Regions from separate parts of the Homo sapiens genome. Here region 1 is linked to region 2. Evidence: chromatin contacts called from ENCODE Hi-C or POLR2A ChIA-PET data. All regions are on one chromosome and are shown on one strand. Each heading gives the region's core, a stretch centred on a gene start or an enhancer-like site at or near the end of the contact. The rest is flanking DNA. Distances are from core to core; before and after follow the strand shown.

The links. A loop is a pair of places that touch in the nucleus more often than their neighbours do. ChIA-PET counts read pairs that join two places held with the same protein, here RNA polymerase II (POLR2A).
Region 1: a map of Caco-2 shows a loop between it and region 2 (2.2-fold over the local background). The contact joins two enhancer-like sites. A Hi-C loop is called at or near these places in 1 of 168 maps with a recorded cell type or tissue (Caco-2). POLR2A ChIA-PET finds 5 or more read pairs at or near these places in 3 of 52 experiments (HepG2, MCF 10A and activated T-cell).

What each region holds. Positions count from the first base shown.
Region 1 is chr20:64,218,488-64,225,226 of GRCh38, reverse strand. MYT1 (myelin transcription factor 1) reads right to left here. Exons shown (of 23, transcript NM_004535.3): 12 at 6,192-6,316; 13 at 5,245-5,514; 14 at 3,180-3,334; 15 at 2,054-2,116; 16 at 1,868-1,936. Among named protein-coding and RNA genes, the nearest start is that of PCMTD2, 34 kb to the left of the region's middle. RefSeq lists an enhancer at 834-1,689. Within about 2 kb of position 1,676, at least 7 of the 41 ENCODE cell types and tissues checked have a DNase peak (open chromatin) inside an H3K27ac peak, as active enhancers do.
Region 2 is chr20:64,187,716-64,194,482 of GRCh38, reverse strand. MYT1 (myelin transcription factor 1) reads right to left here. Exons shown (of 23, transcript NM_004535.3): 2 at 4,323-4,420. Among named protein-coding and RNA genes, the nearest start is that of MYT1, 27 kb to the right of the region's middle. RefSeq lists enhancers at 4,816-5,753, 5,754-6,691. Within about 2 kb of position 5,127, at least 2 of the 41 ENCODE cell types and tissues checked have a DNase peak (open chromatin) inside an H3K27ac peak, as active enhancers do.

The DNA.
Region 1 (6,739 bases), core at 427-2,926, 34 kb before region 2:
CAAGGAGGTTGGTACACCAGGACACGTGGCGGGGGGAGACCACCATCGTCCCAAGCTCATGCAGTGGTCGGAGGGAGGAAAGGAAGTGGCCTCCCATGGAAAGGCCCCTGGGGGAGAGTGGAGTTTCTGAAGGAGCCTGGAGGCCGTGGCTGCCTGCCCAAACCCTGCTGATGCTGATGAGCGGTTCACTTTCACACAGGGGAGGCTTTTGGTCGTTATTTCTAAAGAAGTTTGGCGTTAAGGTTCTTCACAGGCTCTTAGTCTTAAAAAAGCACTAACTCTCCCAGACGGCCATGTCTCCAGGCCCGAACTGTGCCAAGCTCCTTTCATCCGCCCAAGCATCCACTTCACAGGACAGAAAGGACATGGTGACATTTGGGGCCACTGAGTGCCTGCAGCCACATTTCTCCTCTTAAATTATTCAGGCCCAAATGGGAAAAACCATGGAGACTAATCACGGAAAAGAAAGCAGAATTGGAAAAGGAAAAAGGAATGCAAGAAAGATGGCAAGAGAAGAAGGAAAGAGGGAGAGAGGACAGTCCCAGAAGCTGCAGGACTGAGTGTTTCCTGGGTTTCTAGGACTAGACAAAGTGGGCGGCAGAATGAATGAATAAGTCAATGTGTGCAGCTGCTGTGGTGATCTCAGCCTCAGAAAATGCTTATGTTGAAGCTATTAACTTCCAGGAAGGAAACTTAGATGCTGCACCCCACTCTGTGGGAACTGAAGGGCCTCATGACACACTCCTCCTGGCTGCTGGGGCCAGACCAGCCTCCAGAGGGGAACAGAGACAAGGCTGCTGGTGGGGGCTCTGGGAGACCTAGAGCTTTCTGTCCAGGTCTGAGCCAGCCAAGGTCCCTAGAAGCCTTCAGCAAGTTCATTTCCTCATCTTAGAGGCACCAGTGCCCAGGATCCTGTCTGGCCCCAGAATGGAATAAGCCAGGGTGTGTTGACCTGGATTCAGGGCCCCCAACACAGAGGCCTATGGGAGGGAGGGACACCCCTGGAGAGAGGTGACCTGAGGAGACAAGAATGGGACCCCCTTCCTCCAAGGCCTCAGCTCGGCCCCGGTGCCCAGGAGGAGCTCCCCATGGCTCAGGGTCACACAGGCTGAGGAGTCACAGCACAACTGGAGGCATGAAAACCAAAGGCAGTAACAGTCCCTGACTCCAGCCCCAGGAGGACACTGACCCCTGGAAACCTCTGGGTGCTTGCGCCTGGTTGTGCAGGACTGTCCAGCAAGCTATAGCTGGTGCCTGCAGGGCCTGCCCTGCCCATGTGTTAGGTAGGGGCAGGGAGGTACAGAAGCAGAAACGGGTGAGCCCAGCAAAGAGAAGGCATGAGCATGGGGGGAGGGCATCAGGGCCAAGGCAGAAGCAGCTGGAGCGTGACAGGAGAGGGGAGGGGAAGGAGCTTTCTCTTCATTATCAGCGTTCAGTTCATTTAGCAAGAGCCGCACAGCCTGTGGCCTGCCGAGCCACGGCAGGGCTTACGTTCCCTGGTCGGTTCTGGGCTTTTCCCAAATCTCTAGGGCAGTAAGAAAGCAGGCCCAGACAGCCCTGTCGGGGATCTTCAGGAGAGGCTGGAGGGTGGGGGATGGGTCAAGAGCAGCGCAGGAGCCTGCAGCGACCCCTAGCCCCCAGCGGAGAGGCAAACAGCAGAGCTCAGAGCAGGTGCACACAGGCAGAGCAGCCCCAGCCAAGCAGAATCGGCCCCTCCACGGCCCTGCCCCTCTGCCCATCTCAGGAGAGCTGGGGCCAGCTGAGGCTTGGCACCTTGGAGAAGGCTGATTTTGGCAGGAGCCTCATGGAAGGAGAGCAAAGCGAGGGTGCCGCCCAAGAGACAGGAGGTCAGGGAGCGCAAACATACTTGAGGTCAGCAGAGTGGGCAGCCATGAGGTTTCTGAGGCTCTTGTCAGCAAGAGGGCAACCAGAGAGGCTGAAAGAGAAGAGATGGGATATTGGGGTAAGCCAAAGAGGGAGAGCAGAGGAGGAGGAGAGGAGGAAGACCCACCACGAAGCACCCAGGCCAGACGGACCCGAGCAGGAGACAAACCTGCGGTGGGAGGCGTAGTTCCCGGTGATGTGGCCGCTGCCGTCACAGCCAGGGGTGGGACAGCTGGACAAAGGAAAAAGAGTGTCAGACCGGAGAGTGGTGTGTACCTGCCCCCCAGGCTGAGCCTGCTCTGCGAGGGAGACTGGTGCCCACTCCTGGCTCACCCGCGAGCCAAGCGGTGGCCCCTCCTCCACTCAGTCCTTGGAGGACAGCCGGTGCCTCTCAGGCTGGAAGTTTCTCCCACACAACTTAACTCAAGAAGAAAAAGTAACCAAATTAAAGTTGAGCTTAAAGTTAGGATGCCTCTGACGCACATGTGCTGTGTGTGCACGTGTATGTGCCCACGAATATTTAGGCAGAGGAGCTCCTTCCCTTCTCCAGGCCCTGAAGCAAGGCCTTCCCTGGATCCAGCCACTCCCAGGAGGGCAAGCTACAAGTGTGAGGGTACAAGAGGGGTTCAGGTTGGGGAGAAGAGGGACCCCAGAAATGTACTCTGAGCACATGTGAGAGCTGGATCACCTGTGGAGCAGGTGCCAGGCACAGCCTCTCACAGTCCCCTAGGACAGGTGGCTGGCAATGAAGGCTGACCAGAAGGTCATTGACATCTGATTCATATCCATCAGCAACTCTGTCTGTTCCAACCCCATGCGGACCAGCTCAGACACGCAGCCTCTGGGCCAGCCAGGCTGACAGAGTTGAGGGTGGTGAGCCCTAAGGCAGTACATTCCAGGCCTTGGCCATGGAGCCCAGGGCAGAACGTGCCCAGCTGCGGCCTCAGGGAGAGGGCCAGGCCTCTGGGTGCCCCGAGGGCTTCCTGCAGAGCTCTCTGAGGAGCTCTCCTCCACTCTGCCCCTGCCCTGCTCTGTCCTGCTTGGTGAGCTTGGCCAGGGGATTTCTTTGTTCTTAATCACTTTTAGAAGATTGCAGTAAAGCCCAGCACAACACAAAGGTGTTGGGAAACCTCTGAATACCCTGGCTCCTGTCACAGGCTGCCTGGCTCGAGGTGGTCAGGACAGGTCGGGGAAAGCCTGAGCAGACCCGGTCGTCATGGGTTGGGACCAGGGCCTGTTCCTCCCCAGGCCACAGAGGGTCCCCTAGGAGCTGTGCCAGCCAAACAGGGACTTACGTGAGCAGCTCCTTCTTTATGTCCTTGGAGAGAAACTTCAGCTTAAAGTTGGTCAGGGTGACTTCCCCCGGATACTTCCGCTCCTCAAAATTCTCTTCCGACACTTCCTGGTCATCTGCTTCAGAAGAAGCAAAAGAATGGGCTGCTGGCTCTGACTGCAAAAAACCAGCAGGAAGATGTTTTAACCGGCTGGCGGGGAGGCCTGGGCGCCCAACCCAGTGGGCGAGGGAGAGGGACCCTTCAGGACAGTGTCCACAGAAGCATCTCCCGGAGTCTCCTATCTTCTGGATAAGGGAGGAAGACTTAACTCCCCCCAGCAAAACACAGAAGACAACACCCCTGAGGGGCTGGATCCCTCCCCTGCTTCAGCCAGAGGTCCTGCGTTGCCCTAGAAATGAGGCCTGGTGCTGCCCAGTGTGGCAGGCTCCTGACACCCTCCCTGGCCTCCCTCCGCCACATCACTCCGCAGCGTAAACATCAGGATACAGTTCCCTTCAGAGCCAGGGATGGCACTCAATAGACAGTAGGCACTAAATAAGTGTTACCGAAATGCCATGAAGATGAGATGGCACAACGAGGGTAATAACATACAAATTACAACAATCGCAGTAACCTCGAAACCACCTGGCCCGACACGCCCACCAGTGCGATGCCTTGACCACAGCAGGTGCTTGATAAAGGCTTCGAACTGAATGCTGGGTATGGAGGCTCAGAGCTGTGGACACAGATAAGCAGGGCGTAGTCCCTCCCACGGAGGGGCCAGGGGTCCAGGAAGGGTCAGAAGGCCAACATTCTGCAGGATGCTGTAACCAGAGCTCAAAATCCTGTCCTGACAGGCACTCGCATGTGTCCCAGGCAAGTGGCTCAGGCTCTTGGGGCCCAGGTGCCACTCTGTCCAACTTGAGATAACAGCAGCCCCTCAAAGGTTTTTGGGGGTCAAATGAGGAAATGCCCGTGAAGCCCACAGCCCAGCATAATAACAGTCTTCGGATAATTGGACCTCGTTGTGGGTTCCCAGGCTGCTCGTCTATGAAATGGGGTGACCTGAGGGTGGTGTGAGGGCCGGTAAGGAAGTCTGCCTCCCACTGAGGCCGGATTGTGGAGGGGGCCTGATCCAGCCCCCACCCTTCATAGGGGCCTGATCCAGCCCCCACCCTTCATAGGGGCCTGATCCAGCCCCCACCCTTCATAGGGGCCTGATCCAGCCCCTACCCTTCATAGGGGCCTGATCCAGCCCCCACCCTTCATAGGGGCCTAGCCCCACCCCCCTCATTCCTCCTTGAGGGTCTGGCCCTGCTCCTTCCACAGGGACCCCTTCCACCTCCTGAGGGGCTTTGGGGGAGGGGAAGGAGAGGGAGAGGGGCCTGCTAGTCTCACACACGCGGCTGCTGCCGCCTGGACCCTGGGCTGCCCTCACAGCTGGACTTTGCTCTTCAGGACACACACCTCCTTGGGAAAAAGCCCAGAACCGGCTGTGGCCTCGGAGGATTCTTCTTTCACATGTTTTAAGGAACTAAAAAGGGAAGGATCCCCTGCTTCCCAGACCACAGTTCCAGCACCCATGCCAGGTTGGTCCTGGTCTCGGGGACGTAGAACTGCCCACCATGGGCGATCCTAAGCCCAGGTCCTAAGCTCTCTCACTGGCTCTGCCCCTACCCGGACAGCAGGTTAGCTCTGCAGGGTGGTGGGAGGCTCAAAACCCAAGAAACCTGAGCTTTTCCCCAATCAACTCCTGGGATCTGAACGATGCCTTTCTCCTCCCCATGCCTCCACAGTGCCCACGTTGGTGCTGGCCACCATGCTCCACAGGGGTGAGAAGACCACCTCCTTCTTGACAGACAAGGGCACAGCATGACCCTGCTGCTGAAAATCCCACCCAGAGGGTGAGCCCCTGAGTCCCAGCTGCTCAGAAGATGAAGGACCCTTCACGAAAAGGGATGGCTCCCCGAGGCTCTTCCAGAAGCCTGTGAGGAGAAGCTTCCTTGAAAAGCCAATATCACAACAGCCTCAGGCAGGGCAAGCTGGCTGCAGCCGCCTGACTGCTTGCCCAGGCGCCTGCACCCACCTCCTCAGGTTCCTCCTCTCTCAGGCGGCTAGGCTTGGTGTAGTCCAGGGGCCGGTCCCACTCGTCCTGGCGGGAGGCCTGGCTGGACTGGGGAGAGGTCATGGAGCTGCTGGGGGCGCTGGTGCTGCTGTGGCGCTGGGAGGCGTCGGGAGACTTCACACCGGGGCTGCTGCTGCAGCTGCTGCTGCTGGGGAAAGCATTTTCTCGTTTGCGGTGTTTGTGCATGCTCAAGTCCAGGGTTCCATTTTCGTCTACCTCGATATCCACAGACTGCAATGGCAAAGGTGAGATCTGTTAGCGATTCCATCCCTTCCCATGTGTGCCTTCTGGTCCATTTGAATCAAACGTACAGAGTCCAGAACACTGGTTCCCATAGAAGGAAGCAGGACAACGGGGACAGACAGGCAGCGAGAGGGAAAAAATCCAGCTGCCATTTCCTGATTTCCCATGAAGGGGGCCCTACAATTCCTCTTGCCTCCCAACAGCACAAAAACCAGTCCCTCAGGACATGTCATAAACACGGGTAAGACTAGGTCCTCTGAGCAAGGAGAGTGTGTCAGCAACCACAAGACTGCGGGAAACACGTGTGAACAGGGCACGTGCACCGCCCTGGAGTCAGAAGGAAACACATGGGCATGTGTGTGCACCACCCTCAGGCTCAGAGGGAGACACGCGGGCGCATGGTGTGCACACAACCTAACACGTGGGAACTTGTGTTCGCAGCCCTTGGTCCCCCTTCACTCAGCACACCAGGTTCTCCTGGTGGACCCATCCAAGCTCTGCGGTCCTTGGGGCCATGGCCAGGAGGGAGAAAAAGTTAAGAATGAGAATTGCCAGCTAGGCACAAGCCATTCCTAGGGACATTTTGTGCAGAGAGCAGGTGGGCCTGACTGCAAATTCCACCAACTCACCTCTCCCAAGAAAGGCTCTGTGGCAGATGTACTAACCTTGCTGGGGAGGTCCTGTGGCTTCGTGCTGAGGTTCTCAGGCATCTCCCAGCAGCGCGTGGAGAGGTTCAGGATGGCAGTGGCAGCCATGTGTGCAGCCTCGGCGTCCTGCGAGTAGTCAAAGCCTGCAGAAGAGGATGAAGTGCTCCTCACATAACTACTGGAGGGGCTGTGCCTGGGGGAAGAGGCCTTTGGGAAAGGTTTGGCTGCAAAAAGGGAACAACACCAGGCTGATATACAACTTGAAAAGAGGCAGCAATGCAGACAAGTCAGTGGGGAGGGGGCACTTTGGGAGGGATGGGAGGGCCCAGGGCACAGCTATATCGAAGTGGGCCAGGGGCTTGGCCACCCGTCCCAGTCCCAAGTCCTCACACACCTCACTCCCACCCACCCTCCTCTAGGGGACTGAGGAGACAATCTTGTTTCTGGCTCAGTGAAAATTTGGGCAAAAGGAGTAAAAGCCTCCAAGACATTCCAGCAGCCCTGATATTTCAAACAAAAATAACTTGTCTATCAGAAACTGAAGCATTCTGTGAATAGGATGAGTG
Region 2 (6,767 bases), core at 3,878-6,377:
GTTCTGGCCCTGAGGGGCACCAGCCTGGCATTCCAAGATTTGTACATCACCCCAGGGAGGCAGGGAGTGCTCAGGGGAGAGTTCAAGAAACAGAGAGCTCTGCTAAGGGTTGAGAGCCAGGTAGGGATGGGGAGGGTGAATGGATCAGTGACCTGAGGACATCTGGGGTGGGAGGCACTCCAGAGGTAGAGCTGGGAGCATTCTTAGGTGGCCAGCACCCTGCCTCTTCCCAGCTCCTCTCAGTCTCCACCTTGTGCCTGTTTGTTTCCCTCACAGTCCTCATCTCAATCTGAAATGAGCTCATTCATTCATGGTTGTAAGGTCATTGTCTCTCCTCCAGACAGCTGCTTAGTGCATGTCATTTAAGGATGGGTGGATGGACAGGTGGATGAATGAATAAATGGGGACAGTCAGAAACATCTCTGAAACCCTGGGGCTGGGGTGTGTGGAGAGCCGTGGTCAGAGGGGCTGCAGAGAGGCCATATGTGGGAACGCTGAGCTGGGGGGTTCCGGGCATTCTGACACCACGGGGGCCATTCACCCCAGCGCTGGGCCAGAGAAGGAGACACGGTAGTGTTTTATTTTATTTAAAATGTGTTCTGACAGCCAGCAAATCTGGAGAATTAGAATGGACTTACAACTATTCTTTAAAAATCCATAAAATTACATAGGTTATAGTGTCTCGGTGGGACGGTTGAGCCTCTTGCATAATGGTTTTCCTCCCAGAGACCTAGAAGAAGAGGAAGAGCACCTGCTGAGTCCCAGCGGACCATAGGCAGCCACTTCCCAGAAGGAAGGGGCCAGTGAAGAGTGGGGGGTGAGGAGGTGGCCAGAAACTGGCTGTCCCCTACCCTGCCTGGCTCCAGCAGTACCTCACACCACATTCAGTCTCACTTCTCTGCAGTGAGGGGAGGGGAGAAAGACAGAGCCATGGTCTGGCCTGTTTTCTTCTCTCATTTATGTACTGAGGGCAGCATCAACTTCCCTGTCACTGCTGTGAAGCCATTACAGCAGACAGTATTGTGGAAGATCCAAGCTCCCACTCAACGATCTAAGAGCAGCATTCAAGCATTTGTGTTGCTCCCCTCCCGAGTATCCCAGGAGGATCTTCTGCTGCATCCACAGCCCTCCCCTTCCCTTTCTTTGGTGCATGGACCTGCCTGCCAGCTCAGCCCACAGAACAGATATAGAAAGTCGGTGACCTCAGCACACATCCTGCTTTCCACTCTCTTGATCTCTGAGGCTAAACCATATGCCCTCACCCCTGATCCCCACTGGCAGCCATCACAGTACCCTTGGTTCCTTGCAGAGATAGTTCTGTCCTCACATTGGGTGATGTCCTGTTGCATGTCTGAAATTCTGAAATTCTCCCAACAAATTCAGCAGAATAGACCAGCCTCCTCCTTGGGGTATAGAAAGGACACCTCCATGGGGCATTATTTAACACATGTCTGAGAAGGGGTTCTCTTGACAGCTCTAAGCATGGGATACTGGCTCACTTCATTCCCAAATCAAAAATTAGAGCTACATAATGGATACCCTGATGAAGCAGCCATATCTGCAACCGTCTGTTAAAAACTCCAGCATAAATGGAATTTATACCCACCCAGGGTAGAATCCAACAACATAAAGAGAGGCCAGAAGGGCCATACCCAGTGGCAGCTCCTTCCCTTGCAGGAGCCTCTGTCCAGTAGTCCTTGCCAGAGGCACCTCCTGCCCTGGGTGGCAGGAAGAAGGGTTGGCTGAATGGCCATGCAACTGATCTTTTCCTTGATTCCATATCTCTGAATATTTGGCAAGAAGGGGGTTGAGGAGCTACCATCAGCTCCTGCATACCCCGACACACGACCACCTGACTTCTGGCAGCCCCTTCCAACCGGTCCTGAGCTGTCCACATGCCTGGTGCTGAACTCAGAGGCACGCCGCAGGCTGTGACGGTCCCATGCACAGGGTTTGTGTGTTCACTGCCCTCCCATGCTGGCTCCTCACCACCCATCTCCTGTCCGAAGCCAGCCTCTGGAAGGCTGACCCCGATGCTGCTGTGGCTGTGTGACATTCTCACACTGTGACCACGGCTTATGCCCTCTGCTGCCACCCTCCTCAGCCTCTTAGTCAGGAGATTCTACTTGCACCTGCTGCCCCACTGTCCTCTAGGCAGTCGACCCTTTCTCATCCTCTCGCCTTCTCTGGCACACTTTTCATCTTAGCTTCTCTATTCAGAGCAGTCACTCGGCCCTATCTGCAAGAAAAGAAGGGAAATGACCCTCAAACAGAGCAGTGATGAAAGAGCTGGTGATGCCACGAGAACCTGGGCACGGGTCCCTGGCTTTGTTCACAGAAGCAGCACTTTGAACAGCCATGGGTTGTCATGGTAGGTCCCAAACTCTCTGAGTTTGTCATGTCTGGGCCAGGGGGAGACAAAAGTCTTCCGACCCACCCCTGACATGGCACCAGACATTTGTAGATAACGCTGCATGCAGAGCCCCTGGCCTCAAGTCAAGTAACGTTCATGCTCACATGATCTCATGCCAGTACAGCGCTATGTGAATCCTCAGGATCTGGGGTAGGGTGAGGGGAATGAGGCCAAAAACTCAATGATCAAGATAAATAATATTTTAATTCAATATTTAGAAACATCAACATGATGCAAAAAACCCCTAATAAACAAGATACCAAAACCTTAAATAAAGACAGGATCCATATTACTGACTCTTCCTTGTGCCCCAGGCTCCAACATGGATCAGCAGAGCACTGATAATCCTGCGGGAGCCAAAATATGAGCGGAGGTGCTCAGCAAGTTGTCTATAACAGACCCATTAAAATGTACATTCTCGCCACCAGATTCAAAAGAAAAAGGTTGGGTTTTGAGAGTAAAACACAAGCACCCCCAAATGAAGTTCCCACTACAACTGCATAGCCCTCCTTGCCTACACCCTACGCCATCACTGTCCTTGAGCCATGCCCTGAGTCACAGCTGGATCCTTGCTGGAGAGCATCTACATGCAAAAAAGAAAAAAGAGAGGTCAGAATCGGATCTCTGGGAAGGGCTTCAGCCTAAGCCTATTGTCAGCCTCTACTTCCAGCTGTGAGGGTCACCTGACCCTGGGGACCTGGCCTCATCCAGAGAGTATTGGTGGGAAGTTCTAGAATTAGAGGGTTGGTGGTGGAGAACAGTGGCTGTAAGCACATGTGATGTCACAGTTCGGGAGTGTCCCCGAAGGGAGATCTTATACCCTGGGAAGGTATAAGAAGGGCTTGCACCATCTGCCTCCCCTTAGGAAGATCGAAATAAAACAAGGCCAACAGACTTCATAAGCTCCTGCCAGCAATCTCTGCTGTCAGATCCTGTAGGGATTCTCAGCCTGGCCAGGTAAAAGCAGGGTGAATAGAGAACAGTTGCTCAGGCCTATCACAGAGCCCAGACGTGGTCACACCTCAAAGCAAGGAAGTGAGACTCTGGGGTCACATTTTCATTTTGGTGGGTTTTTTTTGTTTGCTTGCTTGCTTGTTTTCTGAGATGGAGTCTTGCTCTGTCACCCAGGCTGGAGTGCAGTGGCACAATCTTGGGTCACTGCAACCTCTGCCTCCCAGGTTCAAGTGATTCTCCTGCCTCAGCCTCCCCAGTAGCTGGGATTACAGGCGCATGCCACCATGCCCGGCTAATTTTTGTGTTTTTAGTAAAGACGGGGTTTCACCATGTTGGCCAGGCTGGTCTTGAACTCTTGACCTCAAGTGATCCACCTGCCTCAGCCTCCCAAAGTGCTGGGATTAGAGATAAAAGCCACCATTCCTAGTCCCTTTACTTCTGAGATAAGATCTGCACCCAGGCTGGAGTGCAGTGGCACAATCTCAGCTCACTGCAGCCTTGACTTCCCAGGCTCAAGTGATCCTCCCACCTTAGCTGGGATCCTCCCCCAAATAGCTGGGATTACAGGCGCATGCCACCATGCCCGGCTAATTTTTGTGTTTTTAGTAAAGACGGGGTTTCACCATGTTGGCCAGGCTGGTCTTGAACTCTTGACCTCAAGTGATCCACCTGCCTCAGCCTCCCAAAGTGCTGGGATTACAGGTGTGAGCCACCGGGCCCAGCCTGGGGTCACATTTTAGTTTTGATCTACTCAGAGTCATTTTTCTTCCCTTAATTTTAAAGTGACCGGATCATTGCTGATCCTAGTCCCCATTTACCCTTCACCTAACCCGGACTCTGGTGAGGATCAGACCAAAAGTCGCCTCCATGCTTCATGCCTGCAGCTGAAGAGAGGCTTTGTGCAGGCAGCCATGGGGTGGGGCCCTACGACAGGGGCTGCCCTCTCACGTCTCACCTTGCAGTGTCTGCCCAGGTGTCTTGAGGTCCTGCAGCTGCTGGCCTTGCCTCCGTGTGTCCACCTCTGATTTAACAGCTCACCTCGGAACTCATTTTCTGAGGGTTTAAAAAGGTTCAAGGTCAGAAAAGGAAAGCTTGGTGGGTGCCAGCCGTGCTGGCTCAAGGGGAGAAAGTGAGAAACTTGAGGCACTTTTTTAACATCATATATTCAATGCCTATTTCCTGGAATCCACCGGAGAAACAGACAAGGTCATGGCTCCATGGCTGCTTCAGGAACAAGAGACAATTTCTCTCTGACTTGGGGCCTCCCTGGAGTCTTCCTGCAGTCCCCTGCACTGTTGTCCCAGCTCTAGGTGTTGGTTCCCACTGACAACCACGGCCAGCAGAGTGCTGGGACAAGGCAGCTGAGAGCCACCTTGAGAAAACTTGGCATGTCACCCCTCCAACTTTGAAAATGAGCTGACTAATGAGTAATTATTCGCATTACAACCAGATCCTTCTGCCCCTCAAAAGAATGCACAGTACATATGCATTTGAAAAAGAAGATTGTTTTGCACGACTTCTCTGGAGCCCATTGATTGAAGAAAGTGAGATCCACCCATGGTCTCAAATCAGCTTTGCCTCCCGCAGGATCCCGGGGGCCCCAGCATGCTCTTTGCCCTGGTTTCCAGCATCTTTTGTCACCCTGTGTTTCTGCCTCTCTCCAGGGCAATGCCTCCAGTTAATATTTAATTCCTCACATAAATTCCCATGTCTGAGCAGAGGCTGAACGCATCAGCTGGACATGACAAAGAAACGCATTGTGTACCTATTCCCTGCACGTCACTCCCCGTTTCCATGACAACCTGCTTTCTACATAACTGCAGCATTTCAAAGGAAGGTCATTAAGTAACCAACAATGAAACAGGAAATGAATATTCTCGTGTTGGGCCCTGGCTTTGCCTTGGAAGTGAGTTTGGATTCTGCCGAAGGCACGCTATTCCCACCCACTTTCTTTCTTTTCCTCGTGTTTTTGATGTGCATCCCCAAATGCAATTCTTCTCTAGGGTTCTGGCCACTCCTGGCCCCAGGCAGCCCTGTGCCTCTGGCCACAGCACCCTCTTCTTATCTGGAAATGCTTCCATCCCATTAAAGGGCTTCGGATTACCTTCCAGAGCATAAACACAGAGGAAAGCAGATTTGGTAGTCAAGGAGACAGCCTAATACGAGGTCTACAGAGGAACGAATAAAACCACTCAGATTCGGCACCTACTGTGTGCACCTACTCTGTGCCTCCCCTCATTGAGCTGTAAGTCACCCGCAGGCCGTCGCTGAGATGACAGGGCTCCCACCGCAGGCTCCGGTGCCTGGACTAGTGAGGAGGGAGCTGCGGGAGCTTCCCTATCACCCAAGATCTCTAGGCCTCCTGGGTTCCCATCTGCCACTGGTCATCTGCACTGAGCCGGTGTGAGCGGCCTCTAACTGGGGCCCACCTGCCCACCAGGTAATCCAATTCTCAACTCTGTGACAGGGATGTGGGGTATAGGGAGGAAAAGCATATTGGAAGATTCCGTAAGTGAATCGACAAGAATCGTATCAGCCGGGGAGTGTGCTTCACACTTTGAAGATGGGGCGTGGGGTCCTCTGTGTGTCTCTTTTCTTATGTGTCAACAGAAGCTGAGAGACAAGGCCCCAAAGTGCACAGGGTTCACTTTCTGAGTATCTATCCCAGGAGACAAGATGCTGCAGAAACCTGCTCACTGGGCTGATTGGCAAGGCTCAAGCAGAATTCCTTGTTACCATTACATATGTATATATGCAAGACAACTGGGGCATGTCTGGCTGACAGCTGGAGGGAAGGACATAAGGTCTGTGTGCTCCAGAGGAGACGCTGCCTCTCCCGAGTGCGACTCCCCTGAGTTCTGCGCTGAGTCTCTCCTGCTTCTCAGAGAAGTCATGTGGACATGAACTGCAAGAGTCTCTGCAAAGGGACCTCCAGTTTTGTTTGGTGGGAGATAACCAGCTCACTGGGGCTTCTCCACCCACACCCACCCATGGGAGTCTGGAAATACAGCCCTGTGGAATTCTTCGTTGCCCACATCCCTTACACTCCTGTCCCTAGGTCAGTCAGCCCTGGGCTCTGAAGTCCTGAGGCCCTGAGGCCCCACATCTGCTCAGGCAGAGCACTAGCATCCCGGGGATCAACTGCTCCTCCAAAGAGCCACTCCTGCCTCCCTGAGGCAGCAAAGCCGCTGAGCTTCTCTGGGCAAAAGAGCAGAATGGCACCCGGTGAAACCTGTGCACCATACCCCTGGGTACAGAGCACACAAGTAACCACAAACCCCCAAGCGTAGACCCTCCTTTACAAGGGCCTGAGGACCCGGCTCAACCTTGACATGATAGCCTCCCTCTCCTAGGAAATGTCTTGGCAGCAAACGGCTATCACTACTAGAAGCCCAGTAAG